Linked DNA regions of Mus musculus: all the other regions are linked to region 3. The links are chromatin loops, found by intact Hi-C in ENCODE. Cell type or tissue: left cerebral cortex. All regions are shown on one strand. Region 1 has its middle 24 kb from the start of Gm39359. Region 2 overlaps Aagab (alpha- and gamma-adaptin binding protein). Region 3 holds the start of Smad3 (SMAD family member 3). Region 4 has its middle 42 kb from the start of Gm39359. Region 5 has its middle 49 kb from the start of Gm39359. Region 6 overlaps Smad3 (SMAD family member 3). Region 7 overlaps Smad3 (SMAD family member 3).

The links. A loop is a pair of places that touch in the nucleus more often than their neighbours do. Peaks named below come from ENCODE experiments on the same cell type or tissue, not always from the same donor. Only the 100,000 strongest peaks of a DNase experiment are listed, where the experiment ranks them.
Region 1: a loop joins it to region 3, with 2.2 times the contacts of the local background. A loop is called at or near these places in 6 of 42 quality-filtered maps.
Region 2: it touches region 3 in a loop (4-fold over the local background); 4 of 42 quality-filtered maps call a loop at or near these places.
Region 4: it touches region 3 in a loop (4-fold over the local background); 16 of 42 quality-filtered maps call a loop at or near these places.
Region 5: it touches region 3 in a loop (2.5-fold over the local background); 15 of 42 quality-filtered maps call a loop at or near these places.
Region 6: it touches region 3 in a loop (2.2-fold over the local background); 13 of 42 quality-filtered maps call a loop at or near these places.
Region 7: it touches region 3 in a loop (3-fold over the local background); 13 of 42 quality-filtered maps call a loop at or near these places.

The regions. Positions count from the first base shown.
Region 1 is chr9:63,817,410-63,821,409 of GRCm38, reverse strand. No RefSeq gene overlaps it. Among named protein-coding and RNA genes, the nearest start is that of Gm39359, 24 kb to the right of the region's middle. In left cerebral cortex, no CTCF peak of the experiment used is centred here; a DNase peak (open chromatin) is centred at 2,139; H3K27ac peaks cover 313 bases.
Region 2 is chr9:63,630,292-63,634,291 of GRCm38, reverse strand. All of the region lies in intron 5 of Aagab (alpha- and gamma-adaptin binding protein), which reads right to left. Among named protein-coding and RNA genes, the nearest start is that of Aagab, 30 kb to the right of the region's middle. In left cerebral cortex, CTCF peaks have their summits at 965 and 2,057 (motif pointing left); DNase peaks (open chromatin) are centred at 1,199 and 2,127; H3K27ac peaks cover 1,384 bases.
Region 3 is chr9:63,755,939-63,759,938 of GRCm38, reverse strand. It overlaps Smad3 (SMAD family member 3), which reads left to right and starts at 1,945. Exons shown (of 9, transcript NM_016769.4): 1 at 1,945-2,467. The coding sequence starts at 2,262. In left cerebral cortex, a CTCF peak has its summit at 1,676; DNase peaks (open chromatin) are centred at 778, 1,798, 2,964 and 3,937; H3K4me3 peaks cover 2,950 bases; H3K27ac peaks cover 3,326 bases.
Region 4 is chr9:63,835,355-63,839,354 of GRCm38, reverse strand. No RefSeq gene overlaps it. Among named protein-coding and RNA genes, the nearest start is that of Gm39359, 42 kb to the right of the region's middle. In left cerebral cortex, a CTCF peak has its summit at 1,578; a DNase peak (open chromatin) is centred at 1,634.
Region 5 is chr9:63,842,270-63,846,269 of GRCm38, reverse strand. No RefSeq gene overlaps it. Among named protein-coding and RNA genes, the nearest start is that of Gm39359, 49 kb to the right of the region's middle. In left cerebral cortex, CTCF peaks have their summits at 1,951 (motif pointing right) and 3,780 (motif pointing left); a DNase peak (open chromatin) is centred at 1,940.
Region 6 is chr9:63,653,302-63,657,301 of GRCm38, reverse strand. It overlaps Smad3 (SMAD family member 3), which reads left to right. Exons shown (of 9, transcript NM_016769.4): 6 at 1,539-1,751; 7 at 2,479-2,616. Among named protein-coding and RNA genes, the nearest start is that of Aagab, 53 kb to the right of the region's middle. In left cerebral cortex, no CTCF peak of the experiment used is centred here; DNase peaks (open chromatin) are centred at 972, 1,876 and 3,430.
Region 7 is chr9:63,676,246-63,680,245 of GRCm38, reverse strand. The region is part of intron 1 of Smad3 (SMAD family member 3); the gene reads left to right. Among named protein-coding and RNA genes, the nearest start is that of Gm51710, 53 kb to the left of the region's middle. In left cerebral cortex, no CTCF peak of the experiment used is centred here; a DNase peak (open chromatin) is centred at 2,423.

The sequences.
Region 1 (4,000 bases), 61 kb before region 3:
GTGGAGCCAGAAAAGGGTCCTGATCCCCTGGAACTGGAGTTGCAGATGGTTCTGAGCCATTCGGGGGGCTGTGATCTGAACCTAGATCCTCTGCAAGAACAGCAAGTGCTCTTAATCACTGCACCAGCTGTCCAGTCTCCATATTCATATTCTCTCTTGCTCGCTCGCTCTCGCTCTCTCTGTGTATGTCTGTCTCTGTCTCTCTCTGTCTCTGTCTCTCTCTGTCTCTCTCTGTCTGTCTCTGTCTCTCTCTCTCTCTCTCGCCCCTCACTCAGCCCCTCCTTCTCTTATTTTATTTTATATATTTTTTGGTAACCGGGTCTCATTTTGTAGCTCTGGCTGGCCTAGGACTCACTATACTCAAACTGCCTTCAAACTCACAGAGCTCTGCCTGCCTCTGCTTCCTAAGTGCTATGACTAAAGACATGAAATCCAGTCTCTCTTTTTAAAAAATGATTTTTTATGTGCATTGGCAAATGCACATGTCTGTGTGAGGGTGTTAAACCACTTGAAACTGGATCACAAACAGTTGTGAAATGGCATGTGAATGCTAAGAATTGAACACTGTCCTCAGGAAGAACAGCCAGTGCTCTTACCTGCTGAGCCATCTCTCCAGTCCCTCACTCCATTCTCTTAAGTCAAGATTCAAAGCTGGCCCTTCCTGTGCTCACCCACTGCCCACTTCTTACACCCACCATTGTTTCATCCAAGTGTTACCTCTTCGACACTTTCCAAGTTCTCCCTGTCTCTTGTCATCTTGTCTTGGCCATCTTTCATCTGGACCAGTGTGCAGCTCTCCATCAGCGCCCTCAGACCTGCTCTCTCTCCTTCCCCTCACTGGGGAGATTCTGCACTGGAGTGGGATTCTGAGACCCTCAGGAGAAAGCCGAACTCTTCCAGCGCCTCAGAGTTGGACCGTCTGTTCCATGGTCCCTCTGCTCTTTGTGCTCCAGCTGGCTCCACCTTGTTCCAGTTCCTTAACCTTGATTGCTTTACAAGGCTGCACCTTCTGCTTAGAATTCCATTTCTTCCCCTCCACCTAGAAGCTCCTTGTCATCCAAAGGACCCCTTTACCATCACTTCTTAGAAAACCTTTCCCTTGCCAGCATACATTGAGGGGTTTTATGTTTTGTTAGAGACAAGGTCTCATGTAGCCCAGGCTGGCCAGTAGCTCACCACATAGCCAAAAATGGTCTTGGACTCTGATCAGCCTATTCCTACCACCCAAGTGCTCAGATTTCAGGAGTGTGCCCATCTCTCCATCAGAGACTTCTATAAAAAAAAGTTTGATTTACATTTACTACTGTGTGCATGTGTATATAATATATACAGATATGGGTGTGATATATATTTATATGTGCGTATATGCATGTGTGTATGTATGTGTGTGTATATGTATACATGAGTTCATGCCACTGTGTGGTATGTGTCAACCAGAGGAGAGCTCTTAGGAGTTGGTTCATTCCTTCCACTGTGGGTTCCAGAGACTGTACTCAAGTCATCACTCTAATGTAACAGTAAAGGAATCAAAGCTGAGGCAAATGCTGGCGCACGCCTTTAATCCCTGTACTCAGAGGCAGAGGCAGGCAGAGCTCCTTGAGTTCGAGGCCAGCCTGGTCTTCAGAGTGAATTCCAGGACAGCCAGGGCTACACAGAGAAATCCTGTCTCAAAAAAACCAAAAACCAAAAACCAACCAACAAGAACAACAACCAGCACTGAGGCATTATCCATGCAAATATTAGCCACACCATTTAAAACACATATTTCTTGATGTGCGTGTGAGAACAACATGGGAGTCAGTTCTCCATTTCCATCATGTAGGTGCTAAGACTCAAATTCAGTCTTGGTCTCAGCCACCTTTACCGGTGGGCCATCTTGCCAGCCTCGCTGCAATGTTGTTTTCTCATAGTAACTGTAAAAATAAAAGAGTAACAACAACAAAAACCCATTTATGTCCAGCAACAGAGGCAATGTTAAAAGAGGACAGATCTGCAGAGTGACTGACACAGTCATTAAAAATAATTGAGAAGATGAAGCAGGAGAGTGGGAACCAGCCTGTGATATGACAATTGTTTTCACAGAGTTGAATGCAAAATTGGATTTTTATAGCTGTGTAAAAATGTTTTATGCATGCAGACAAGTGCCAGATGGGAACAAGGGAAAATAAATGAGTTGATCTGTCCAGAAAGGAGATCATGATTGAATTTTCAGATTCATTTTTATTTCTTAGCATAGTTATGCTGTTTTCGCACAAATAACTTCTGCATTTCATGTAGCAATAGATTGCATAAAGCAGCTGTGGGGAGCTAAGGAGCCATCAGGACACAGCTGGTTACGTTTTCTCCACTGCTCACTGGGCCACAGACACCACATGAGTTATAACTTAGCATGACCTTCCTCACAAACCATTTTAAAGGTAGATCTTGGAGGTGCTGGAAGGATTGCTCAGTGAGTAAGGACACTTGTTGTTCTTTTTGAGGAACTGGGTTTGGTTCCCAGCACCTACCTGATGGCTCACAACTCTCTGTTACTCCAGTTCCAAGGGATCCACTGCCCTCTTCTGGTCCCCCAGGACCCTGCACATGCATGGTGCCCAGACATAAACACAGGCAAACATACTTGTAAAAAAAAAATCATCTTGAATGATAGGTACCTTCAAGGCCAAGACTGGAGGACCGAGAATTCAAGACCTGGGCTATGTAGTGAACTTGAGTATGATAGCCTGGGCTACATAGTGAGCTTGAGAGTGATAGCCTGGGCTACATAGTGAGCTTGACTACAGAGTGAGGCTCTGTATGGAATGAATGAATGAATGAGTTATATGCTTATATTTATAGCATTTTATAAGCATTCATGCACAGAGTTTTTATGTGGACTTTTATATTTATTTCACTTGTGTGATACCTCAGCATAAAGTGGCCAGAATAGAAGGCAAATATGTGTTTAACTTTTTCATAGCCAGCAAACTGTTTTCCCAAGTGTCTGTCCCATGTGACACCATCCCCACCAGCAGTGCACACGCGGCAGAATGTCTGCATTCCACATGCTTGCCAACACATGTGTGGTCAGGCTCTGTAATGCCAGCCTGTCTCAGGGGTATGAGCTGTGCTGCAGGACTGCATTTCATTCTTTGAGGATTAATAATGCCAAGGATTTTTCGTTCTTCATGTGATTGGTATTGGTGTTTAGTCTCTGGAGAAGCTGCCCAAATCTCTTGCCCATTTTAAACCCAAGTTATTTCTCTTCATTGAATTGATGTGAAAAGAGATTATCTATCTGGAATACAAGTCAACGTTAAATTCTGTTAAGGATTTACACATAAGTCTGCATGCAGCTTGCCTTTCCATTCCTTAACATGGTATTTGCAAGGAAATGGTAGTGGCATCTCCTGAAGTCTGAGCAGCAGTTAGAGTGTTCACAGTCTTCACATCGAAACTTAAATGTTTGGGGCTGGAAAGAATAGCTTCCAGAAAGCAAAAAGGCAAGGCATGGAATGGGCGAAAACATTTGTAAGTCACATATCTGGAAAAGGACTTACATTAAGGGTATATCAAAAACACCAAAAAAAGAGAAAATCTTGCAGTAATAAAAAAAAAAAAGAAAATATGGTTGGAAAATGGGCAAAGAATTTGTAGACATTTCTCCAGATAGAACATACAAATAGCCATTAAGAACATGGATGTAGGGCTGAAGAGATAGCTCAGTGGTTAAGAGCACTGGCTGCTTTTCCAGAGGACCTGGATTCAATTCCCAGCACCCACATGATATACAACTGTCTGTAACTATGATTCCAGGGGACATGATACTCTCTTCTGGGCTCTACAGGTAACAGTGCATATGATGCAGAGATATATATACAGGCAAAACACCAATAAGTAATAATGATAATAATGATGATGATGACGACATCCAAGGGCATGTCTGTGGTGCACAGAGATTTGAGCTAAACACTCATACATATCAAATAAAAAATATAACTTTTTAACAAGTTGAGTACAT
Region 2 (4,000 bases), 130 kb after region 3:
CCAATTAAAGAATCACCAAGAACATGGACTAAAGGAGAGCCCAAGCCTCAAGGACTGTAAGGCTCACTGTCACCAAGCTAGGCAGAGGCTCACTCATCTCAGTTTCCAGCAAGTGTTTCAGTCAGCTGGCATTGAGATCAGACGGGGCCTAAGGCAGCCTGCAGCCCTGGAGCAGGGCACCCACCTCTAAGGGTGTCAGAGCCTGAGGACAGGTTCACCCCAGCGGCAGGTAGCTCTCGCTCTTTGAGCTGTGTATGTCCAGGACTCAGGGACTTCACCTGTCATGAGAGTACATGAGTGGTTGACTGGAATGAAAGGCAGACTGCACAGTCAACACAAGTGCCTCCCTTCTATTACTGGAAACAACTTGGAGTCTGGGTCATTTCAACTAATTCATAAGTACTGCAAATCCCAGTTCTATAGGTTAGCATTCCCTGAACTTGGCAGGCTGGTAGGGCATATGACCTCAGTGATCACAGAGCCAGGCAGAGAGGCATGCAACCCTACAACACACTATAAACCCTTAGGCACCTTTATTTTTTCTATGACCATCCATTTTAAAAAATTATTATTTTATGCTATGTACATTTAGCCACAATATTAACATCAGCAGAATAATGATTAATGCTCTAATGCTAATAGGTAAAATTGTTAGAAAAAGAGTAGCAGGAAGAGACAGCTTGGGACCAACCCTAGTTTTCTCTCACGGCCCCACCCACCTGCATGACCTCAGACAAACCAACCTCGCAGGGCTGAGCTCAGTCTGCTGCTCTGTGCACCAATGGCCACTGAGCACGAGATCTCTGACCCAGAAGCCATGGCTGAGAAGAGACTCTCAGCCTCCTCTCCTCACGCATCTTGGAATTTGCTGTGTTCGAGCACTTTTTTCTTATATATATATATATAAAATCCTTAAATTTTAAAACCCTAAAAAGTTCACGATGAGCCACGAGTTTAGAATAAGCTGGAGGGCGCTGTGCTCAGTGCTTTCTGAGGAACAATGGTGGGCGGATTCAGTCCGCTCATCAGAGGGTTCATTATGTTCCTCTGCTTATGTTTTAAGGAAGTCAGAGGCGCATACATTTATACAATTGAGAAAAGAATCCACTTTTGTTTATTCAAAGCAGACGGCCTGCACGGAGTGTTGCTCAAAAGGCTTGGCTGGTATTTTATACACTGGGTCTTCTGGTTCAGTGTTCTTCACAGCTCTGCCCACGGGCACCAACTGCACGCCACTATCCTGGAAAAGAATTATGTAAATCTCTCTCGCCCTCAGCCCCCAGCCTCCCAGGCTCTGGCATGGGGACGCTACTCCTACTGAGACGGTCCTTTGAAACCATACACTAGACTAGGAAGGAACAAACCCAGGCTCTTACGCAGCAGCGAACTCTTCTACAACTTCGGAGATGCAGGAGGGGCCAAGTCATCATGACAAAGAAATTAGTCAGGAAGCATAAGAAGAGCAGTCACTGCTCCCAGTGAAGGCCCGGCACACCCGGGCCCGCACTACTGTGGTTATACCCAAACCACCCTCTTACTGTTTTTCCCTAAACAAGTTAAACAGACCTAACTCAGAACCCAAAATGCTCCAAAACCCTCAACTTTCTGGCACCACCATGATGCCTGAGTGGGAACGTCTATGCCACCAAAACAAAGGCACTGTTCCAAATTACCTCCAGGCTGCATGCATGAGTGCACAGAAGACTCAAACAAGCAGGACGTATGTCCTGCATACATGTGTGTAAGTATTCCAAAATGCAGAAAGTCTAAAAACCTGAGAAACTTAGTCCTAAGCATTTGGGTCAAGGGCTTTCAGCCCATATTACATGTTTATGATGAGGTTTAATTTTTAAGTTAGACACAGTTAAGACAATAACCACAATAAAACAAGTATTTAAAGCAGAATACAGTAATAGAAGTTTTCTAGTGACTGGAGAGATGGCTCAGCAGTTGAGAGTACTGGCTGTCCATACGGTTGGTTTCCAGCAATTGCATGGTGGCTTACAACCTTCTATAACTCCAGCTTCAGGGAATCTGGTAACCTCTTCTGGCTGCTGTGGGCACTGCAGGCCCACAGTGCCACACACACACTAAGGACCAAGTATACACAGAAAAAATTAAGGAAGAAAGAAAAATTAAACCCACCTCTAAACAGAGCTCTGTGGGACAGCTGACCTCTCTGCAGACATGTCCATGTACCGAACTTACTCCTCACGTGGCCGTGGGAGGAGATAACCTAGTAAGTTTTGGATGGCTTCTTTTCAGTTCATCCCAGTTGCCTAGACAACCAGCATCATTAGCACTGTCTCTGAAGCCATTATTATCAAAGTAGGGATCATGTGAACACAGGCACTGAACTATCTCAGCAGTCAAATGACAGTCAAGATGGCCACTGGTTGCCTTCTGGGCAGGTGGCAACGTGTGGGGTGGGCTACTCACGAGGTCAACCCACCTGCTCAGGCAGGAATGGTACACTACACTACCTTGTCACTAAGAAAAGCACTCAAGTTGAAAACGGGAGTTATTTATTTCTAAAACTTGTGCGGTAGTTTGTTGACTGCAGGTAACCACACCACAGATAAAGAGGAACCACTCTGTATTAAATTTGTCCCCAAAACATCCGGCTCCATTCCAGTGGTCCAGTGAATTACAGATGGGAGACAATGATGCCATAAAAACAAAAAAACCAAAAATCAAAAAATAAAAATAAAAAAACCCCAACCCAGCAGTGTTTGTTATTTGCACAGATTTGTCAAATGTTAAGAATGTCCTTGGCCACAGGCCGGAACCTATGTGGCCTGCTAAACACGTTGCGTTCACTTTTCAGTTTTACTTCTGAAAAGCAGCAACTACGAGGCCTCACCGGAATAAGCTCAAGCACGCTCTGTACGTCACAGTGTTCTTTTTTTTTAAGATTTATTTATTTATTATATGTAAGTACACTGTAGCTGTCCTCAGACACCCCAGAAGAGGGCATCAGATCTCATTACGGATGGCTGTGAGCCATCATGTGGTTGCTGGGATTTGAACTCACGACCTTCAGAAGAGCAGTCGGCGCTCTTAACCGCTGAGCCATCTCTCCAGCCCGTCACGGTGTTCTTATGTCCTTCCCCACTCTGTATGAAGCCTTCCTTTCAGGGAAGCTAGTCTTCTCCATTTACATGCTGTGATAACCAGGGCCACTCATTCTAACCACAGCCAAGCACTCCGAAGCTCATGGAGACATCACACCCACTGTTTAGTGATATTCTTAGGCCATGCCATACCATCTGGGTTATACAACCTTTAAGAAAGGTCACAAATGCTGACACCAGGACCGAGAAAAAGAGTCTATGTTTTTATAGCATATTCTATTTCCTCCTGGTGAGTTTAGAAAAAAAAAAACAACTAAAAACAAACAAACAAACAAACACCCCAACACCACAGGAGACTAGAGAGATGGTTCAGTTAGAGCACTGGCTGTTCTTCTAGAGAACCAGGGTTCAATTCCCAGCACCCAGTGGCAGCTCGCAACCATTTTAAAGTCCTGTCCCAGGGGATCTGATGCTGTCTTCTAGCCTCTGTGAGCACTGGACCCACATGATGCAGGCATACACGTAAGCGAAACAACCCTGCATGTTAAAAAAAAACAAAAACCCAAACCAAACAAACCATAAAATCATAAAACCCTATTTATTCTCTCTCTGAACAACTGCTGAAATTTTGAGTACATCATTAAAGCAACGCTTACTTAGGGCTCGCTTGCACATAGCCCTTCAGTGGTTTGGCTTGTGGTAGAGTCTGGACCTGTACCTCTGCTCTCTGGCTGCCAGGACACAGGGGAGCTGTTCTAAGTCAAGAGCCATTCCTGAGAAAGGAGTAAGGCCTCACTTTCCCCACTCTCTACGTTCGCTGCAGAGAATGAAGCATGAGGAAAGGACAGCGGCAAGGGCACTAGTGAGTGGGAGCTGGGTGAGCACCCTTCTCCTTTTGCACAAACACAGCCTGAAGACTCAACTAA
Region 3 (4,000 bases):
CACTGGCCTCCACTTTTTGTCTTGCTTAGGACTTCTGCAAAGTCCCAGCAGCCTAGGAGGTGGCGAGGAAAGGGCCTGAGACCATTCCTGGAGATAATGGTGCACCTGTGAGAAAAGCTCTTGTTTTGCACATTGTGTCCTAGCTTTACAGTTCTAGGGCCAGTAGCAAGAACCAAAACCAAACAAAAACCTGGGTTTAAATCCTGGCTCTGACCCTTGGTGCTGTGCCTCTCAGGCTTTTAACGGCAGTGATTGGTATCTGTTTGAACACAGCAGTGAAGACTGCCCACCTTTAATGCCAAGTAAGGCACAGGCAGGCAGATCTCTGTTCGAGGCCAGCTTTGCTCTGGTCTATAGAGCGAGTTTTAGGACAGTCAGAGCTACACAGAGAAACCCTGTCTTGAAACAAAACAAAAAGGACCTCCTTCCTTATAGTCTCTAGCAGCAAGTGGAAGGGAGGCTGCAGCCACCATCTAACTGGTTTGCAGGAACCGGCTTGCTGAGGTCTACTGAGCCTCAGGGGTCTTCCTTTCAGGACTTACCAGGGAGGTGGAAGGAGGGAAACCACAACCCCTGACAAGCTGCCGCTGGCGGTTGGTGGTGGGGCAGCCTCGAGGACAGAGCAGGGGGCCCCTGAAGCTTCAGGGCTGACTCTGTGGGACGAGCCACACTTCATAGGGCTTCGTAAAGCGCACCGGATCTTGGTTTGCAAATAACTTGTTTCTCACCACGGGAGAGAAATAGGTGTGTGTGTGTTCGCGCGTGCGCAAAACCAAGCACACTCTAAGCATCTGGGCTAGCCTGATAGGGAGGCTGAAACAGGATAAAGGAGCAGAGGGTCTAATGTAACGCCCCAAATCCGTGGAGGGACCGTGGGCAACCAGCCCTGAATTCGTCTAGTCTGCAGTAAAGCCCCTAGGGCTACTCAAAGTCAGGTTCTCTTGGCTTCCCACCTAGGCTAACTTTGAATAAACTTCTCGAGTCCTCTCCGGCTTGCTCTTTGTGTGTGCGAGTTCATTGCTTTGTAAACAAAAGCTCTCTTACTTGTTTGGTGTCGAATTTCGGAACTTCAGTAACACCCTGAAATGTTAATTCTCTCCCCTCCTCCAAAGAAAAATCCTAAAGCACCCCCATTCATTCCTTCAGGAACGCAACAGATGTCTTTGAGGCCCGTTTTCTGCAAAAAGCTTGGTTCACTGGGCCCAAGGGACCCCTGGCTCCAGCTATTGTTCAAGTTGTCACTGAGGTCTCTTAACTCCTTTTAAGTCTCCCTCTCCCCTTTTCCAACTCCCTCCTCCGCAGTCTCAGGCAGTCGGCCGTTCTGATCTCACCCAGCAGGAAAACAAAAACAAAACAAAAAACCACCTAAAGCAGCTCTGGCCACTGAGCGAGATCAGCGTGCCCCAACTTCCTGGGCCCGGAGCTTTTCTGAACCCCTCACCGCGCCCGAGTCCTCTCCGGAGTGCAGCCAGCCCTTGACGGACAGTGCCTGTTCCCTGTGAGTCTAATCCTCTCTAGTTCCTGCAACGGTATCTGAGAGTCTGTGGGGCGGCGAGTCCCCAGGAGTCCGGTCCCTCGGCACTTGGCAGAGCTGGCGGCCGCCCTACCCGGTGGCCCACGTGGGCGCGCTTGGCGGCGCTGGGCGGGGAAGGCCGCGGGTCCTCCCCGGAGCAGGGCGCGGGGGAGGAGCGGGGAGCCCCGGCAGCGAGGGGGCGGCGACTGCGCTGGGAAGGAGGCTGCACGCGGAGCTGCGTGAAACGTAGACTTGGGAGCGGGCGGGAGAGGAGCGGGTAGCGCGGCTGCTCGGCCCTGGCTGGCCCTGCAAGGCGGCGATCGCAGAGGAGGAGGAGGAGGAGGAGCAGCGCTGCAGAGGCGGAGGGATCTGCGCACCAAAGCCATCCAGGCCAGCAAAGTTTGGCTGGGGGTTGGACTTTCCTTCCCGGAGGCGGCACCCAAACAGCTACCCCGTGCGGAAACCCAAACTTTCTACTGCCACTTGGAGTCTCGCGGCCGCCGCCTCCGCCCCGCGCGTCCGGGGCCTGCCCGTCAGTCCGTCGGTCCGCGTGGAGCAGCTCGGGCGCCGCCGTGCTCCCGATCCCCGCAGCTGCAGCGCCGCAGTCCTGGCCCGGACGCCCGGGCAAGTTCTCCAGAGTTAAAAGCGAAGTTCGGGCGAGGCGCGGGCCGAGCTGCCTCTGAGCGCCCCCGGCGTCCCCAGTGCGCCCAGCCCCGCCGGGGGCGCCGGTGACCCTTCGGTGCCAGCCATGTCGTCCATCCTGCCCTTCACCCCCCCGATCGTGAAGCGCCTGCTGGGTTGGAAGAAGGGCGAGCAGAACGGGCAGGAGGAGAAGTGGTGCGAGAAGGCGGTCAAGAGCTTGGTGAAGAAGCTCAAGAAGACGGGGCAGTTGGACGAGCTGGAGAAGGCCATCACCACGCAGAACGTGAACACCAAGTGCATTACCATCCCCAGGTGGGGTCCCAGAGCGGCTGGGGGCGCACTGGCCCAGCCCCCTAGCGCGGCCCGGGTGGAGAGGGAGGGCGTGTGCGCGTGTGTGCGCGCGCCTGTAGGGGACGGGGAGTGGGTGGAGGGACCCCAAACAAAACCTTCGGATTTGCCTAGCCTCAGAGACCTGGCTTCCGTGCAGCATTTTGGCTTCTAGACCTCAAGGGTCGCCAGCTGCTTCCGGGCAGCAGGGGTGTTTCTGAGCTTGGCCCCCCAACTCTCGGGGCTTCGGGCTCCAAGTGGAGGCCCCGCTTTGTTCGGCTCTGCCGGCCGAGCCCCTCCTCCTCCGCCGCCTCCCGCCCCGCGCTCGTGGAGGTGGTGGCGTGTGTCCCTTTCTTTTCTTCAGCTCTGTTCCCCCACTTCTTTTCCTCGTCTACAGGAATGCAGTCGGTACAGCTGTGGGTGAGGAGCGGGAGCCCGTTGATTGACAGATTCCTTCTTCGCTCTTTCTTTGCTTTGGGATTAGCATTTTTACTGAGTATTTTTAGATTTGGTTGTGCCAGCCTCCCGCCCCCTGTGCACGCATGCACGCACGCACTTAGTTGGAGAGCAGAGCACCGACTTTGAAGCGGGAGAAACAAGTGGCAGAAAGTAGGGGCTTTCCCTCTTTCCACCCCACCCCTGCTGATTTGCGATCTTTTTAATCCAGAGTATGCGGGTGCCTAGAATGGAGCAGGCAGCTCCAGGCAGATAACAAAACACCCCAGGGCTGGCCTCCCATCGGCCCTGCATTCCTGTAGAGCCTATTTTCCCAAAGCGCTTTGCCATCTGTCCTGACCTCCTTTATCCTTCCCATCGGGCTAGAGGAGTCCGGCGGGAGCTCACAGATGGCTGATGGAAGGGGTCAGTGACTTCACTCCCAAGGCCTTCTAGAGCATACCCGCGTCTGGGCAATGCGGTGAGAGCACTTTAGTCTTCTGGTTTTGTTTCTTCTCAAACACCTTTAAAGACTGATTCCAGATGAGGGGCAGGTGGGGATGTTTGGGGGGGGGCGGGGGCGTTCTGCCTGCAGAGGGATGGAAAGAAGGCCTACGATAGTAGAGGTCATCACCTGTCTAGGCAGGGGTAGCTTCCATCCTTGGCCACCTGCTCAAGGCAGCTGTGTATGGGCTGCCAGCCCTGATAGTAAGACACAAAACAACATCTGTCCACAGGAACCCAGGGTCGGCCTTCCCTAGAAGCACACACCACATATGGTGGGAATGACACTTAAAGAAAACAGAAACAAAACACAACAAAAGCAAAAATCTAACAACCCCCAAACCTGAGTGGGTGGATTCCACCTGTAAAGGAGAGGGCAGGCAGGCAGTATGTGGTCTGGAAGAACGCTTGGCTGCTGAGCCTTTGCCAGCTGGCGTTAGGGGTGATGTGATAGTCAGAGGCACCTGGGTTTTTGGCTTCTTCTCCAGCTTTCCAATCTCCTCTATCCTTTTGCTGAAGCGGGCGGTTGAGTTTCACAGAGCTCTGTCAGGTCTGGAGAAGCAGCCTCCCCCCACCCCC
Region 4 (4,000 bases), 79 kb before region 3:
GCCTTTAAGAGCTGAGCACTTTCTCTACCCCTGTTCTGTCAACGTGGGAAGACAGAAGAACTCACCCTGGGGCCCACAGTCTTAGGAACAGATAGCATATAGGCAGCATGCAAGCCACCCTTCCCTGTGCCTCTGCTGGCAGGCATCATTAATCAATCATAGCACTCTTTCTAGTTCATCTGAGGGAGGCTTCCAGATTTCAATATTGCCCTACAGGCAGCCACTACCAATCGATTAAAGATTGCCATTTGAAGTGGAAGTCAACTGTGTGACTCACAGATGTGTGGCTCAGCCCTAACCTGCCTGTGAACTGGCCTCTTCCTCGGGGAGAGGAGCCCGAAGTCAGGACATTTCCACAGGGTTAGGACAGAGAGTGACCTAATGCAGGCAAAAGCTCAGAACACAATGAGCCCTTAACCAACAGTGATTGGTAGAATTTGCCAGTTTTTTAAGTGTTTAGTGGTATATATGTATGTAATATGGGAAGGGAAGGAGAGAGAGGCTGACTCGGTCCAGCCTCCACATCAGGGTGAGGTGCCTTCCAAACCAGTCTCAGAATCCTGGCTATCTCCGCTGTCCCTTCCCCACTTCAGAAGGGGCATAGACAAGAGGCCCAAAGACTCTCTGAGAACCCCACAGAGAGTTGTTCACCCCATTTCCACTTGTTTCCCTCCCTGTATGGAGGCCTAGAGGGGCAGAGACGCCATCCCCAGAGAACCTTCAGCTTTTCACACCACGGTTCCTTCAGGCCAAGGAACCCCAGCCTTCACGTGGTCTGCTTTGATAGATGAGGCAGTATTCCATTGCTTTCCTCTGACCTGGGAGTTCTCCATCACCCTGCATCAGGAAGCCACTTAGCAGAGACAGAGTCCCAGGAGCCATGGGCCAGCCAAGCCCAGGACAGTCCTGAGGTCTCACCTGGCAGCAAAGAGGATGCTGGGATCCAGCTCTCAGCTCACTTCCAGAGTCAAGGAGGCTGGGAGTCAGGACCAGACGCCACAGTTTTCCATCTGTGTGAGGATAGTTCTAATCACACCACAAGAGAAAGAACAGTTATAATAGTCTAAAGAAAGAGAAAGGAAGGAAGGAAGGAAGGAAGGAAGGAAGGAAGGAAAGAAGGAAGGAAGGAAGGAAGGAAGGAAGGAAGGAAGGAAGGAAGGAAGGAAGGAAGGAAGGGGAGGAGATACGGTGGCTCCTGTCTGTCAGTCACCTAAAACAGCTTAGTTGGCAAAGGCAGGAAAAACTCAAAAGTTAGAGGCCTGCTTGATCTACACAGGGGGATTCTAACCAGACAACAGCAGCAGCAGCAGCAGCAGCAGCAGCAGCAGCAGCAGCAGCAGCAGCAGCAGCAACAACAACAACAAAACAAAAAACTGAAAACCTGGGGAAAGACCGGAAATATTCTGTGTGCTCGTGTGGGTTACAATGCCGTCCTAAGGGCTTGGACATTATTGTCATCGGTCATTATTATCTTGGGTGACTTGGATGCTTTATTGAACCCTGAAGAGGACACTGAGGCCCAAAGGGGAGAAGCAGAGGCCACAGAACAGCTTCCTGAGCCCACTCAGCCTCTGGAGGGAGCTATCTCCAGGCCCAATGGGCAATAGCTTTTCTAGGCTGATTGTCTAACGTCACAGGAACCAGGATGCACAAAGACACTTGGTAGGGGCAGAGCAGATGGCCCAGTTGTTAAATGCTTCACAAGTCCTCATTTTGAACCTTAGCACCCACATAAAAGCCTGATGTGGAGACCAATACTTGTAATCCCAGTGCCTTCGAGACGCAGGTATCTGGGGCTTGCTGGCTAACAAACTGGCAAGCTCTAGGTTCAGTGAGAGACTGACTCCTGCAAAGTAAAGGTGGAGAAAGCTTAGAGCAGGGACTGCTTGGCTTCCTCTTGGTAAACTGTAGCTGAGTTATTAATTAAGCATCCGGCTCCAGCTCTGCATAGCCTCAGAACTCGGCATACATAAGATGTCTCCCCTCAAAAGAGGCAGGTGGGGCCCCACTTCCTGAGCAGGTTCTTAATGAGAACATTTTCAGAGGAGGAAGGAGCTGGCCAGGTTGGAACTAGCTTGGAGTTACTTAAATTAGCTTTGTTTTGCTTTGGGCAGAACTGGTCTGGTCCAGTTAGATTTAGCCCAAACCAGTTGGAACTGGTCACAATCTCCTTTAAACAGTATATATCTCTGGGATCAGTCAGAACACGTTAGAGCTGGTTACATCCTGATCTGGTCAATCCTGGAATTCACTAGAACTGGTTTGACTTGGTCAGAAGTGATTTGAGCCTGCTGAGACTGGCTGGAAGCAGCCTAGACCTGTTTGCTATGGTCTTGACCACAGCTCTGTTTTCCCAAGACTTGCATTAATTCTGTGTTTGAGGCTGGGCTGTCTTGGTGATGTGTGAGGAAGGAATGAGGGATACCACGCTGGAAGGTGGATGGTGACAGCCATGTTTGGCCCCCTGCCCAGGGAGGGTCTCAAAAACTGAACTGAAGGGTGTATGCTGTCGAATCTACGTTTAAACCAGCCATAACCCTCAGAGCTCTGTACAGTGCACATCAGCTGCCTCACACCCTGTGATTAATGGGGAAAGCCTTTTCTGCTTGTTCTACATAAATCACTATACATGGAAACACATCTTTGATTTTATGGGTTCTCGCTGGAGCATGAAATTTCTTGGAGGACATTCCCTGAGGTCCTTGGAGCTACTGAAGCCCTCTCTGCTCTTTCAAGTCCTGTTTCCCTTTGCAGCCCCCTCTTACCCATCCAGCTAGGATCCTCCTGAACGCTCCTAGGCTGAAGAGATTCCCCAGGACTCCCCAGGAAGGGTAAAAGGTGTAGTTTCTCCTGCTACCATCATTGGAGGAGGGTAAGGGCCAGCAGCACTTTGTAGATAACAGTTGGGATGGAGAAGGCTGGAGACAGGACCACCGCACAGAACAGAACCTGTCTCTGTCCAGAAGCCATCCTGACGTCCAGCCCAGCCTCTGGAGCACAGGGAGGGAATCAGATGCCTTTTCTCCTTGCTGTGATGAGATGCTTGGCAAAGGCAACTTAAGACGGGTTTGTTTTGCCTCACAGTTTAAAGAGACAGCCTATCCTGGCGGGGTAGGCGTGGTTACAGGAGGGTCACGTGGCATGCATAGTCGGGGCACAGAGAGAGATGCACGCTGGTACTCAGTTCGTTCTGGCCTTTTGACTCAGTCTGGGATCAAGCCCATGGAAAGGCTTTCAAGGTGTGTCTACCCACCTCAGGTAACCGAATCTAGAAACTGCCCCCACAGTGGCTGTGGAAATCAAGAGACGAAAGGGCTCAATCACATTCTTAGAACGTGGAGCTGCCCACCATTGCCCTCCAGGGTGCTGTTAGCACGTGGGTGGCAGGTACTTGCTTTGGTTGGCAGTACCTTAATGTCTACATTAGCCGCAGGGGCCAGCCTGGGCTCACCCATTGCTTGGCCGTCTGGGATGCTCAGATGATCCTGGGTTGAGATTTCCTCTCTGTTTGCTGGGTCTTCACTGGTCTCTGCCTACCCCCTTCCTTTTTCTTCCACTTATAAGTGTGGGTGACCTCTCATGACACACCCCAAACTTTGTCTTAGTGTCTGTTTTGAGAGGACCGTCTGAAGATCTGAATGGTAAGAGTGAACCTTGCTCGCACAGAGGACACCCAGGGCCTCCCTAGAAGTGTTCCCTTAGCTCTCGGCTCAGTTCAGGGCCTCCCTAGAAGTGTTCCCTTAGCTCAGTTCCACTAATCTAGGAACACCATTGGCCAGTGGCTGCTGCAGCCTAATGGGGGGCTCTCTAGGGAGGGTCTTGTTGCAGTTGCAGGTCAAGAAGAGCCACAGAGGGGAGAAAGGCACAGGAGGGAGGAAGCCACAGTGAGGAGGGAGGAGGGAGAGCCAGAGGGAGAGGGGAGGAAGAATGTCAAAGGGGAAGAGAAATCAGCCATGGAGGAGGGGAGCCACAGCGGGGAGGAGGAGGGGCACAGGCCCTA
Region 5 (4,000 bases), 86 kb before region 3:
TTCCTTTAGTTCAGGCTTTAAACTCATGATCATCCTGAAAGCTGGGATCACAGGTGTCGTCTGATCACAGCACGCCTGCTATGAGAAGATTCTAGAGTTTCTTTCAGTCCTTCATAGATGGCCCCTTATATAGCATTAGCTTAGCGGCTGGGAATGCGAGTTCTCAGCGCACCACAAACGTATGCATGCTCTTTGGCAAATCCACAAGTTCTTTTTCAGTGAAGGCCACAGAAAGGCAGCTGCCCAAAGTGCCAGGAGTGCTCTGTTAGCCATTACAGAGACTCCTGGAGACCGTGGTTCTCCACTCTCAAAGGGGAGTTGACTCAGACACACCACCACCACCACCACCTCAAGGCTTTTACAGTGCCAGTTTCCATAGCATCCCATGTCCCACCTTAGTCCTATGAACATTTGACGTATGCTGTCTCCTGCATCCATTCGTGCTTCCCCCCCTCTGCAGATGACAGATAAGGGGCGTGGTCTTGATCCTCTGTCTTGCTGGGGGAAGGGGTGCTGATGGGCCTCTCCACTCTGCTGGCCACATTTGGAGCTGTTCCCCAAATCCTCTGCCCTGGGCCCCTGCCCCTGGCCTATCAAGACCCTCTCTACACCAGGAAACAGGTGCATCCCCCCCCCCGAATTCCTGACTCTCCTACTTCCCACAGCTCTGTAGGGAAACAACCATCCCCTTCCAGGGACCAGAGTACCCTTCTCGACCCTCAAGCTCCCATCTCTCCAGTTCTCCTCTTCACTGGGGGGAAAAATCCACCCAACAGACCAAACCTGGGGGTCAACAGACTCTGAAATGCACAAGGACTGCTGAGCTCAGGCACCGCTAAACCCCAGCCTGGAACTCAGAAAGGACTCCCCTCCCCAAGACAATGCTTTCTCTTTCCTTATCACAAACCTGATACCCAGGCTAAGGATGTGGCTCAGCTGAGACAGTGGTACAGTGTTTGCCTAGGGTGCGTGAAGCCCATGGTTCAATTCCACCACCACATAAACCAGTGTGGTGATGCTTACCAGCAAGTCTAGAACTAAGGAGGTGGAGGCAGGAGGATCAAGAAGTTCAGGGTCATCCTCGCTACACAGTGAATTTTGAGGCTAGCCTGGGATACATGAGACCCTGTGTCAAAACAACAAGCAAAATCCCTAACATTAACTATCTTCTTGATAGTTCATCTGTACCCTCCTCAGGGTCCTGAGGCCCACCTCTGCCTCAGCCCAGGGCATCCCTGATGGCCAGCCATTATGCCTCCTGCTGCTTGGTATGACTTCATTCCCACCCCACCTCCCACTTCCAACGTCTCTTTCTGATTTGTTCTCTGATTTGCTAGAGGTGATGTTTAAATGAGCTACCCTCATTACTCTGACAAGGGATCAGAATTTTTGAGAGCCTTCTTCCCCACGTCCTGTAAGAAGTGAGTGACATACCATTCCTGGGAAGATCTGGACATCCAGTAAACAAATGATTCACCTCCCAAATTAGGATATGTGTGAGCAAGGAGGGCTCATTCTAGTCAGGCATGGCAGTAGGTGTGACCCAGGCTTCCCTGGACTTGTGGCTGCCTGGAGACTATGGACTGGGGTCTGTTCTCTCTTTCCCTTGTTACGTCCTGTGGAAGGATGGACATTTTTCATGGTCTTCAGTGTAGTACACATGGAGGTTTAGAGTTGGAAGGTGATATGCTCACTGCCAGGAGAAGTCTCGCCCTTCCAGCCAGCATATTGCTAGTTTGTAGACTAGCACAGACAATGGGCCTGTTCTTTGAATAGTTCTCAGCACTTCTGGGACTTCAAAGACAAAAGACACCAGTATTTTTATGGTCCAGGTAAGAAGAAACCCAGGGTAGATGCAAAGGCTGATTGAGGTGTCTTCTTCATGCACCATCCATAAGAAATCCATTTAGTCAAGTGCGGCACTGTGCCATGATCACCACAAGAGGGCGCTCACACACAGACAAAGACACACTCCATCTGTATTTTCCGCAAACTAGTGCCACCATCTCACCTGTAGGTTGACTGTTTAATTTTCATTCTGAAGTAATGATGCACCCGTAGGGAAGTTGTGAATGTTTTACTCGTGATATTTAAGCCTTCCACAGATGCTGCTGGAATGCTGACCCAAGCCTACTGTGTGTGAGTCTTCAGGTATGTTCCTGTTTTCAGGGACATCTAAGTCACGAGCATCAGTGCCACCTGGTTGAGGCCCACCCTCAGTGGCCAGGGTCACTCGATGACATCTTCTAGCAGGTGGTGTCACCTCTCTGTCTATTCCATCGGGTTTTCTGCAGCACCGCTGTTGGAGGTGACCTCTAGCTAGGGACATTAGAGGCGTCTCCATACAGCCCCCTTGCTGGAAGAGGCTCCAGGCAACTGTAGGCTCTGGAGCTGGTCTCCTTGTGAGCGGTTGGCACCATCGATGCCCAGTGACATTCAGTCTGGTACCTTTCCTGTTCTAGAACCTTCACTGACAGGGAGGAGTCAGGCATCCACCATTGTCACTGTGGACACTTAGACTGATTGGTCCTCAGGTGACCAGTGGCCTGTCTCTGCTGCTACCCCTCCCCCAGGCGTCCCAGCCTCACCTCTCAGAGCCTCACCCTCCTCCACAGACCAGAGCAGCCACTTCCTCCCTGTCCTTGCACTGATCCTCAGCAGGGTCCGTTTCCCTCCTGAGGTCTGTACTGCCCTGGCAGGTGGCTATGCCTCACACTGGGCAGGTTCTGTCCCTAGGGTCCCCCAAGAGGTCATCTGTATCCTGCACTTCCACCTCTGTATTTTGAACTGAGGGGGAAAGTTTGCTGGAAACTGGATTGACTCTTGGCTTTTCCCAAGGCGGGGTTAACATTCCATCATACCTTCATACCCCATCACTTCACACTGTCATTCCCACTTGTCCTGTCCGTCAATGCAGGGTGTGTGTGTGTGTGTGTGTGTGTGTGTGTGTGTGTGTGTGTGTGTGTTCACTGCTTCTTTGGAGAACCCTAGGGGCTCCAACACAAACAGCAATGGCATATCATCCCATCCATCTTACCCCTGGGACATACCGCCTTTTGACTGGCACCGGTGCCCCTTTCAATCCCCAGTGGGCTATGAGACTCTGGCTGGGCATCTAAGAGAAATCTAGTACAGCTTTGATAGACAGCGTGATGGATAGTTTTAATTGTCAACTTGACAGAAAGTGGGATCACCTGGTAAGAGAGTCTTGACTGCGGGACCGTCTAGATCAATTGGCCTGTGTGCACGTGTTGAGGGTATTGCCTTGCTTTTGCTAATTGAGATGGGATGATCCAGCCCACTGTGGGCAGCACCATTCCCTAGGTTTGGATCCTGGATCGTATGAGTGGAGAAAGCAACTGAGAGTCTGGTGCACACATTCGTTCTCTCTCAGCTCTCTAGTGGATGCGACGTGACATGCTGCTTCAAGTTCCCCAGCCTCGATGGAAGAAACCCGGATTCATGAGCAAGTCAATCTTTAATCCCACGGGATGTTTTCGTTGGGGCATTTTCATCACAATGAGAAAGAAAACCAGGATAGACAGATTAGCTTTTCTGCAAAGGATCCAGCCAAGGAGGACCTGTGACACCTGCCATCAACCATTCATTTAAAAAAAAAAATCCCACAGGTGGGCTGGAGAGATGGCTCAGTGGTTAAGAGCACTGACTGCTCTTCCAGAGGCCCTGAGTTCAATTCCCCCACATGGTGGCTCACAACCATCTGTAGTGGGATCTGATGCCCTCTTCTGGTGTGTCTGAAGACAGTGACAGTGTACTCATATACATAAAATAAACAAAATCTTTTTAAAAGCAAATCACAGATGAATGTGACTCAAGGCAGGACTTTCCATTCACAGTGTTTGCTGACCACAACCCTTCTGCGGAGATCTTTCACCTGTACCTTAGGCTGCCCCTGGATCCTGGACAACTCTTACACCAGATCCCAGCCTGTCTGCTCATTGTCCTGAAGCCCTTGGGAGGTGGCTTTTTACTGCCTTGC
Region 6 (4,000 bases), 100 kb after region 3:
GCACAGGCCACAGCTGCTCCTGTCCCATCACTCCCTTCTCCATACAGTAGCTTTGATCCTCTGCCTCTGTGCTCCTGGCCTCTTACTCAACTGTGAGAACAGGGAGAAAGGAAGCTTTGTTCTTCTGGAAAGTCAAGAGAGGATCAGGGAGTTCTTAGGTCCATAGTCAGGGTTATTATCACTGTTGGTACCATACGCTATTTGCTGCATGGCCACATCTTACTCGAGTTAACTCGGGGAATCCACTGATGGCTCCAGTGGGCAGGGGTGATTTAGAGCTGACATAGGAAACATGAATGAAGTCATGCTGGTTCAACATAAAAGGGCAGTGGCTTTCAGTGGGGAGTGCTTCCAACCTGTAGAACACATCTGACAGTACTAGGAATAGTTTTTATTGTCAGTACTTGAGAGGGTGAGGTATATATATATATGTGCTATTAGTATCCAGTGAGTACAGGCTGAGGGTGCATTTGACCATCCCATAATTATCTAGACCCCCTTTCTCTCAGGCAGCCATATGCCCTAGCTTCGGGTGTGCTGAACTGGGGCTGTCTCTGGCTATATGTACTGTGTAAAGTGTCAGGATTGGGGCTGGGTCCTCACCTCACTCTTACAAGGACCATGTGCCTGGGCTGCAGGAGTTCGGGGCCACTTTGTCACCCCGGGGCCGTCTAGGCCCTTCCCCATGGACAACACAGCAGCTGCTGTTCTTTGGCTTGGCCACTTAAGGGATACTGAGCACGGGCCCCTAGCCACTCTCCAAATTGCCTGGCAGGCAACAGACAGGATTCTCAGGCCAATGCTGAGCCATCCCTATTCCCTCCATCAGAGCCTCATGCAAGGGAAGAGAGAGGACTTTAGGACCTCATAGTCAAGTTGGATAGTTGGGACATTTATGGATACCAGCTTGCACAAAAACACACAAAATCACCAGGTGGCTGCACAAATACTTGGGAGTCCTCCAGAGCAAGAGTCTGAGGTAGATGGTGCAGTGAGCAGTAGGTGGACTATTTAAATGGGGCAGAGTGGGCTTAAAGCCCTTCCCTAAGGCCAGCAGTAGAGCTATAGTGTGGAGGAGCGGTTGGAGGCGGCAGTGTGCAGGCAGTCCCGCAGGAGGTTGTGGGATTATAAGAGAACAGTTGCCAGGACCCTGCCTGCCAAGGGGACCCTGCCTGCAGAGGGGACCCTGCAAGGGGCTGCTGTAGAGTGTGGTGTGGCCCACACCACAGCCAGAATACACTTGGGGTTGCTTATAGTGCTGGTCGGTCCTGACCCGTTTCATGTTTGGGTTAGCCTTTCTCCAAAAGCTGCTTCTGTTCACAGAAAAGCCAGACACTGGGGCAGGCTGCCTGTCAGCCCACTGTGAACCCAGTGTCTCCTCTTCTATAGGCTGTCAGGGTCTCCCCTAAATTCTGAGGATCTCACTCTCTAGCACCCTGAAGGGTTTGTGCAATGGGCATTGGGAGGTCAGAGGAGGAGAAAGTCTTCCAGAGCCTCCCTGAATACCTATTGACCTGGCACACCCCATGTCTCTTCAGACCTACAGCCAGTCACCTACTGTGAGCCGGCCTTCTGGTGCTCCATCTCCTACTACGAGCTGAACCAGCGAGTTGGGGAGACATTCCACGCCTCACAGCCATCCATGACAGTAGATGGCTTCACTGACCCCTCCAACTCGGAGCGCTTCTGCCTGGGCCTACTGTCCAATGTCAACCGGAATGCAGCCGTGGAACTTACAAGGCGACACATTGGTAATGTACTCGTCCCCACCCCTGCCTCCTGGGGACACTGAGACCCCCAGCACTGGGTGCTGTAGGACCCAGACAGAGGAGGTGGGAGTGTGGCACAGTGTGTAGATGTTACCTGGCCTCTGCCCACAGGACATTGAATGGAGCTGTTTTCTCATACTCTGGGCCTCTTGTGAGCACAAGGGGACATCCCCACTGGGCAGAGCTCAATGTTTATGTAACCACTGATGTGCTGAGTCAGCTGAAAGTGAATTTCTGTCCATCTGGAGTGGATTTAGGTGATGGAGGGAAAGAGATAAAAATGCAGACTAAACTAGGAGCATGGGAAGGGAGGTCATTTTGGCAAGGGGCCAGGGAGTGCCAAAGCCCCAGTAGCAACTTCACCAAGGCACCTCTGTGTCTTTCGGAGTGGGGTTGGGGGGGGGGGAGAGTAGAGCAGTGGGGTGGCAGCAGCTGTCCCTCCAGGCACTGTTACAGTAACTGCTAAGGAAGGTGATTACCCCTCTCCTCTAGACAGAAGCTCAGGCCTGAGGCTGGGGAATGGCAGAAGTTATTATTGGGACTGGGTCCAGACTCTTTCCTGTGCCAGCTGTTCCAGCTGCTTTAGGAACCCAGAGCTGCCCACCATTCTCCCACTTGGCTTGGAGTAGCCACTTGCAGCTCTGTCAGATGCCCGCTCTCCAGCTGGTCTAGTTGGTCTCTCTGACCCAGTATCCTCTGACCTCCGCAGGGAGAGGTGTGCGGCTCTACTACATCGGAGGGGAGGTCTTTGCGGAGTGCCTCAGTGACAGTGCTATTTTCGTCCAGTCTCCCAACTGCAACCAGCGCTATGGCTGGCACCCGGCCACTGTCTGCAAGATCCCACCAGGTAACCTCTGGAGGTTGCTGCCCTGTGCCATGGCTCCTGAGGCATGCCCTGGAAGTTTTTCTTGCCTTTCCTCCACACTGGTGTTTATGTTGACACTGTACATGTCTGTGCGCCACTGACCTAGAGAACAGAGGCAGTGTCTAACAAACCTGTAACCCAGGATGCCCTCCATCACCCCCAGGGATTAGGCACTGTCTTCTTCATTCTTTGTCCAAACATAGGATGTGTTCTGGGTTGACGCCAAGACCTAGAGCAGGATGGGAAAGGCAGACAGAGGTGCTCCTGTAGCCACGGCTTTACAGGCCTGAAGTGTTTAAGATGGACACAGGGTGGTTGTGACACACCCAGAGCTATTAGTCCCCGGCAAACAGCCTTGATAGCGAGAAAGGCCATCTACCTGTGGGATGATCAGGAAAGGTATCCTGGAGGTGATAGGTGTCAGGAGATGGTGGGGTGAAGTTTTCGAGGGCATGTACCGGAAAGGACAGTGTGACGAGGGTGGGACATTGGGTGTGCTGGATAGGGGAGCCATGTAAAAGACAAGGAGATATTTAAAAGGCATCCTGGGCTCAGGCCTTGGATCAGTGTGATAGTTCTGGGTTTATTCTGTAGAGCCGAGGTCTTTCTGGGGGTGTCCCCTGGACCCCTGAGAACTGCCAGGCTGGAACTCCCCTACTCCCAAGGCATAAAGCCAATGCACTCCTCATACAGTATGTGGCCTGTGTCCAGCCGGCTATTGCCTGGGACACATTGTAGCTCCTCGACCGTTTTGCTGCTGAGAAGATGACAGTGGGCTGTGGGCGGGGCCAGCCAGATTGTAGAAAATCTCAGCTGGGAGTAGAGCTTTGTTTGGGCAGCTTCTGTGGTTTCATTTACAAAGCACATTCACATCGCTGGGTTCACTCAACTGTAGCGATCCCTGTGGCTCTAAGAAAAGGCTAGGGAGAGAAGTTCTGAGAGTGAGCAGCTTCTCAAAAGACCCAGAGTTTTGAGGAAGCCAAAGCAGGGCTGCGCCATGGAGGACTCTGGCTGACTAGCCTGGTGTTCAGTCTGTTGGCTCAGCTGAGGCTGCAGTCCCAGAGGGGCTTATGGACCACGCTTTGTTTTACCTCCCTCCTCCAGGAGCAGGCAGGGGTGGAGGTGGAAGCTAGGTGGTATATTCTCAGCTTGCTGCCTTACCCCCTCCACCTTCACAGCTGGTGACGGCTAAACTGGCCCTGGTAGTGTCCTGTTAGCTCAGAGACTGTTAGGGCTCTGATAACCAAGCCTAGCTTCCCCCACCCCCAAAGGAGATGGTGAGTCAAGAGAAGCAGAACAGAGTCACACAGCAAATGGGGTCTCTGCTAGTCCACCGGCTACTGGACACGGACTCTGGCCTTTATCT
Region 7 (4,000 bases), 80 kb after region 3:
TGTGGTTGCTGGGAATTGAACTCAGGACCTCTGGAAGAGCAGTCAGTGTTCTTAACTGCTGAACCATCTCTCCAGCCCCAATAAACTTTTATATACTAAGAAAACAAAACAAAACAACATCAACAGAAGAAACAGAAGAACTGCAGCCTCAGCACTTCGCTGCTGCCGGCTTTGCTCAGGTGACCAGCACCCAGATCTATCAACCCTCTGCTATGTTAGACCAGCTGCTTGTTGAGGGACCATTTCTGCTGACAGCCTAATGTTGTGTGTCTGTGGATTCTTTGGACTTGAACAGCTACAGGGTGGCTTCTGATCCCTGTCTATTTATTACATCTTCTGAGATATGGGAGTGTAGCTTTCTGTTATGTACTGGTTTTGGTTTGTTTTTGAGATAGGGTTTTTCTGTGTAGCCATGGCTGTCCTGGGACTCACTCTTTAGACCAGGCTGGCCTGGAACTCACAGAAATCCACCTGCCTCTGCCTCCCAAGGTTTAATAATATGGCTGAGAATTTTAATAAAATGGCTGTGGTGTACTTCTGGCCCGATATGACCCATTAGTCCCATTTCCCTTCTAAGTACAGGAGGTCACCTGGGTTTTCTTACTACCAGGAGCTCCTGGCCCAGATGGGCAGGAAGCTTGCTCAAGTCAGTTGGTGGAGTCAGTAGGGACTTTAAGATGGAAGAGACAAGGGTAGGGAGAAGCCACTGAGTAGAATGAGCCAAAGGATGGAGGCAGTGGAGGTCTCAGTGTAGGATAGGTAGTGTCCTGGAGCTCAGAGACAGAGCCTGGTCTTGCAGCCACTCTGTTTTCAGAAGTGGCTATTTTACAAGCTCGGGCTTTGACCAGGAAGCTGTTTAGCCTTAGGAGAGCAGCTTACACAGGATGGCACGGTCACCCTCTTCTGCTGGACTATACATCTGGCTGACTGGAGGCCTCTGTGTTTGGAACTCTATCTCCCTGCTGGAAGGATTCCTTGCTGTCAGAGGTCAGAGTGCCCCCATGAGTCTGCCTTTGTTTTATTGGAAGTCCATTCTCCGGGACAGAAAGGAGTGCCTGTTGTCTGTGATGCTCTCTCCTGTCCTGTAAAGCCTGGGACGTACAGGGCCTTATTTTTTACTACAATTTAGGATGGGAACTGCTCTGATCCAGAAAGAAGAGGCATGGAGGTAGGAGGCTGGTGGTGAAGTCCCGTAGACACCACATCGCCTATAGGCAAAGTAGCCCCTCTCTGAACTCTGCGGTACTTAACTTCATGTAGAAATCTATCATTTCCAAGACTGGAGAGATTTGAGTTCACATTCCAGCACCCAGGCTAGGTGAGTGCAATCTGTAATCCTGGCTCAAGGGATTCAGTGAGCTCTTCTTGCAGACAGACAGACAGACACACACACACACACACTGACAAACAAATAATAAATAAATAAATAAATAAATAAGAAATCCTAAACTGATCATCTCTGTCCCTTATCTTATTTCCAGCGCCCCAACTCTTGCCTATTCCTCATGTCTGTAGCCAAGTTGGAAGGTTTGAGAAACCCAAAGGTGGACATGTAGCTCAGCGGCAGAGTGCTTGCCTAGCGTGCACAAGGCTCAATGTTCCATTTTCATGTTGGCGAAAAATGACCACAGGATTGTGACTTTAGCTGAGTGGGAGAGCACACGCACGAGGCATTGGGACAGGGGAAAGAGACTCCTCAAGACTTTTGGGCCTCTGCCTGAAGTAGGGAACAGGGCCTCGGAGCGTGTGTGGCTCAGTGGGTAGAGTGCTGGTTTGGCATGAGTGGAGCCATGGAAGAAGGAATGGGGTAGAAATGGGGATTGTCGCTTTCCCAGCTGTACTGTTTGGATGTTGCTAAGAGTGTTGTGAAACAAGAGCTGAGGCAGCCCTTGTCCTGGGCCACCTCTCTGCATGAGTGTCACTGAGTTGCACAGCACACACTAACTTCCTCTGTTGTACTGGGGGCCCTGTGCTATCTCTCTGGCTTCTGACTCATAACTATGGAAGTCAAAACTGCAGTTAACACAAAACCTCATTTGCCCTCCCCTCCTACTTTCCCTCCCTCCCTTTCTCCCTCCCAGTCTCTTTCCCTCCCCCTCCCACCCTGGCTCTCCAAGTCACAGATGCCCACCTTATATTTTTCTCTTTATGTCTTGGGAGCTGTAAGGTTGGCTTTGCTAAAACTAGGCAAGACCACCATCGCCACCTGATCTGCTCCTTCTACTGATGGGCTGTGAGAATCTTCTCTGGAAGGAAGGTGGGGGAGGAAGAAAGGCATTGAGGGTGGAAGAAAGGCATTGAGGGCGGGAGGGAAGGAGGAAGGAAAGAATGAAAGAAAAAAAAAGAAAGAAGAGAAAATCCAACCCCCAGGCATGCAGCCTGCCTACTCGGAAGTGATTCATAGTTTGATTCAAGCAAACCCAAGGGAGGTGGGAGGCGGGAGAACTGGGAAAGGAGGCAGGAGGGGTGTGAGAGGAGACTTAGTCCTTAACTGGTTTCTGCTTCATGGAAGAAAGCTTCAAGGGGGTGGAGGGAGAGGATGCAGGGAGGGGGGGTGAGGAGTAGTGACAACAAAACACAGAATGACTAAGAATCCTGTCAGGAGAATTGTTTGTTTGGTGAAGTGAGTTGATATTGAAGTTCCCTGGCAATCGGGTGGGAGTGACTGTCAGTGTCCTACCCTTGTTTTGAAGAGAACAAAGATGGGCCTTTATCTTGAGGTCCTTAGGAGTGGAAGGCCCACTTGGCAGCCTGCTTTCTTCTCCGAGGAAGAAGGCTTGAGACCTTCTAACAGTGGATAGATTTCTCGGCTTATCCCCTCATCCTCTTTCTTTCTTTTCCTGTTGAGTTCTACATTCAAGGTTGGCACACCTGTTTCTCTGAAAAGCTACTTTTATGCCCACCTTGTCATGTGGTCAAAGGAAGAGATATTCCTTTGGGTATATAGGATTCAGGCTGGTGCTTCATTTTAGTTTGCCCAAGTGACACCCCACACCATTAACGCATTTCCCAGAAGGCATTTTGGAAGATGTGTGTCCTGGGGTTGGTCTAAGGAGAGTTGAGCTGCACAGAGGGAGGCCTGGGTCAAGTAGGGTGAGAAGTGATTGACAAGTTGATCAGGAGACCCCCCACCTCTGACCCCCTCTGGAATGTAAGGGATGTCTTGGGGTATTTCCTATAGGTGGCTCTTGGCAGCCTAAGCCCATCAGATTGCCAAGGGCTGTGGGCATCCTGGATGTTCTGTGAGTTATCTCTTAAAAGACTAAAGAGCCATCTTGTGTCCCAATCTGGAAGCAAGCTGTCTCAGGGTTTCTATTGCTGTGAAGAGACACCATGACCAAGGCAACCCTTATAAAGGAAAACATTTAATGTGGGTTCCTTATAGTTCAGAAGTTTAGTCCATTATCATCATGGCAGCAAACATGGCAGCATGAAGGCAAGCATGGTGCCGGAAAGGTAGCCAAGAGTTCTATATCTTGATCCGCAGGCATCAGGAAGAGAGAGACAGTGAGCCTGGCTTGGACATTTGAAATCCCCAAGCCCACCTTCAGTGGCACACTTCCTCCAACACAGCCGCACCTCCCAATTGTGCCAGTCCCTGAGCCCACGGGGGCCATTTTCATTCACACTACCACTGGAGCTTTCCAGGAACAGAGTGGCCACCTGGATGGCTTTGCTAACCTGGCTGCCTTCCCTTGGCTTGCAGTGGCAGAATCAGTTTGGATTTTAGCAGCGTTATCCATAGCTCGAAAGTCCTGCAGTCCTGGTGGTACTGAAGAGTTGAGCACTTGTGGACATAGTGTGTGGAGGGAAAGCCAGCGTGTAAAAAGCACAACTATGAAGCAGAGCTCTGATGAATCACCAGCCTCCTTTTTTTCTTCTTCTTCTTCTTCTTCTTCTTCTTCTTCTTCTTCTTCTTCTTCTTCTTCTTCTTCTTCTTCTTCTTCTTCTTCTTCTTCTTCTTCTTCTTCCTCTTCCTCTTCCTCTTCCTCTTCCTCTT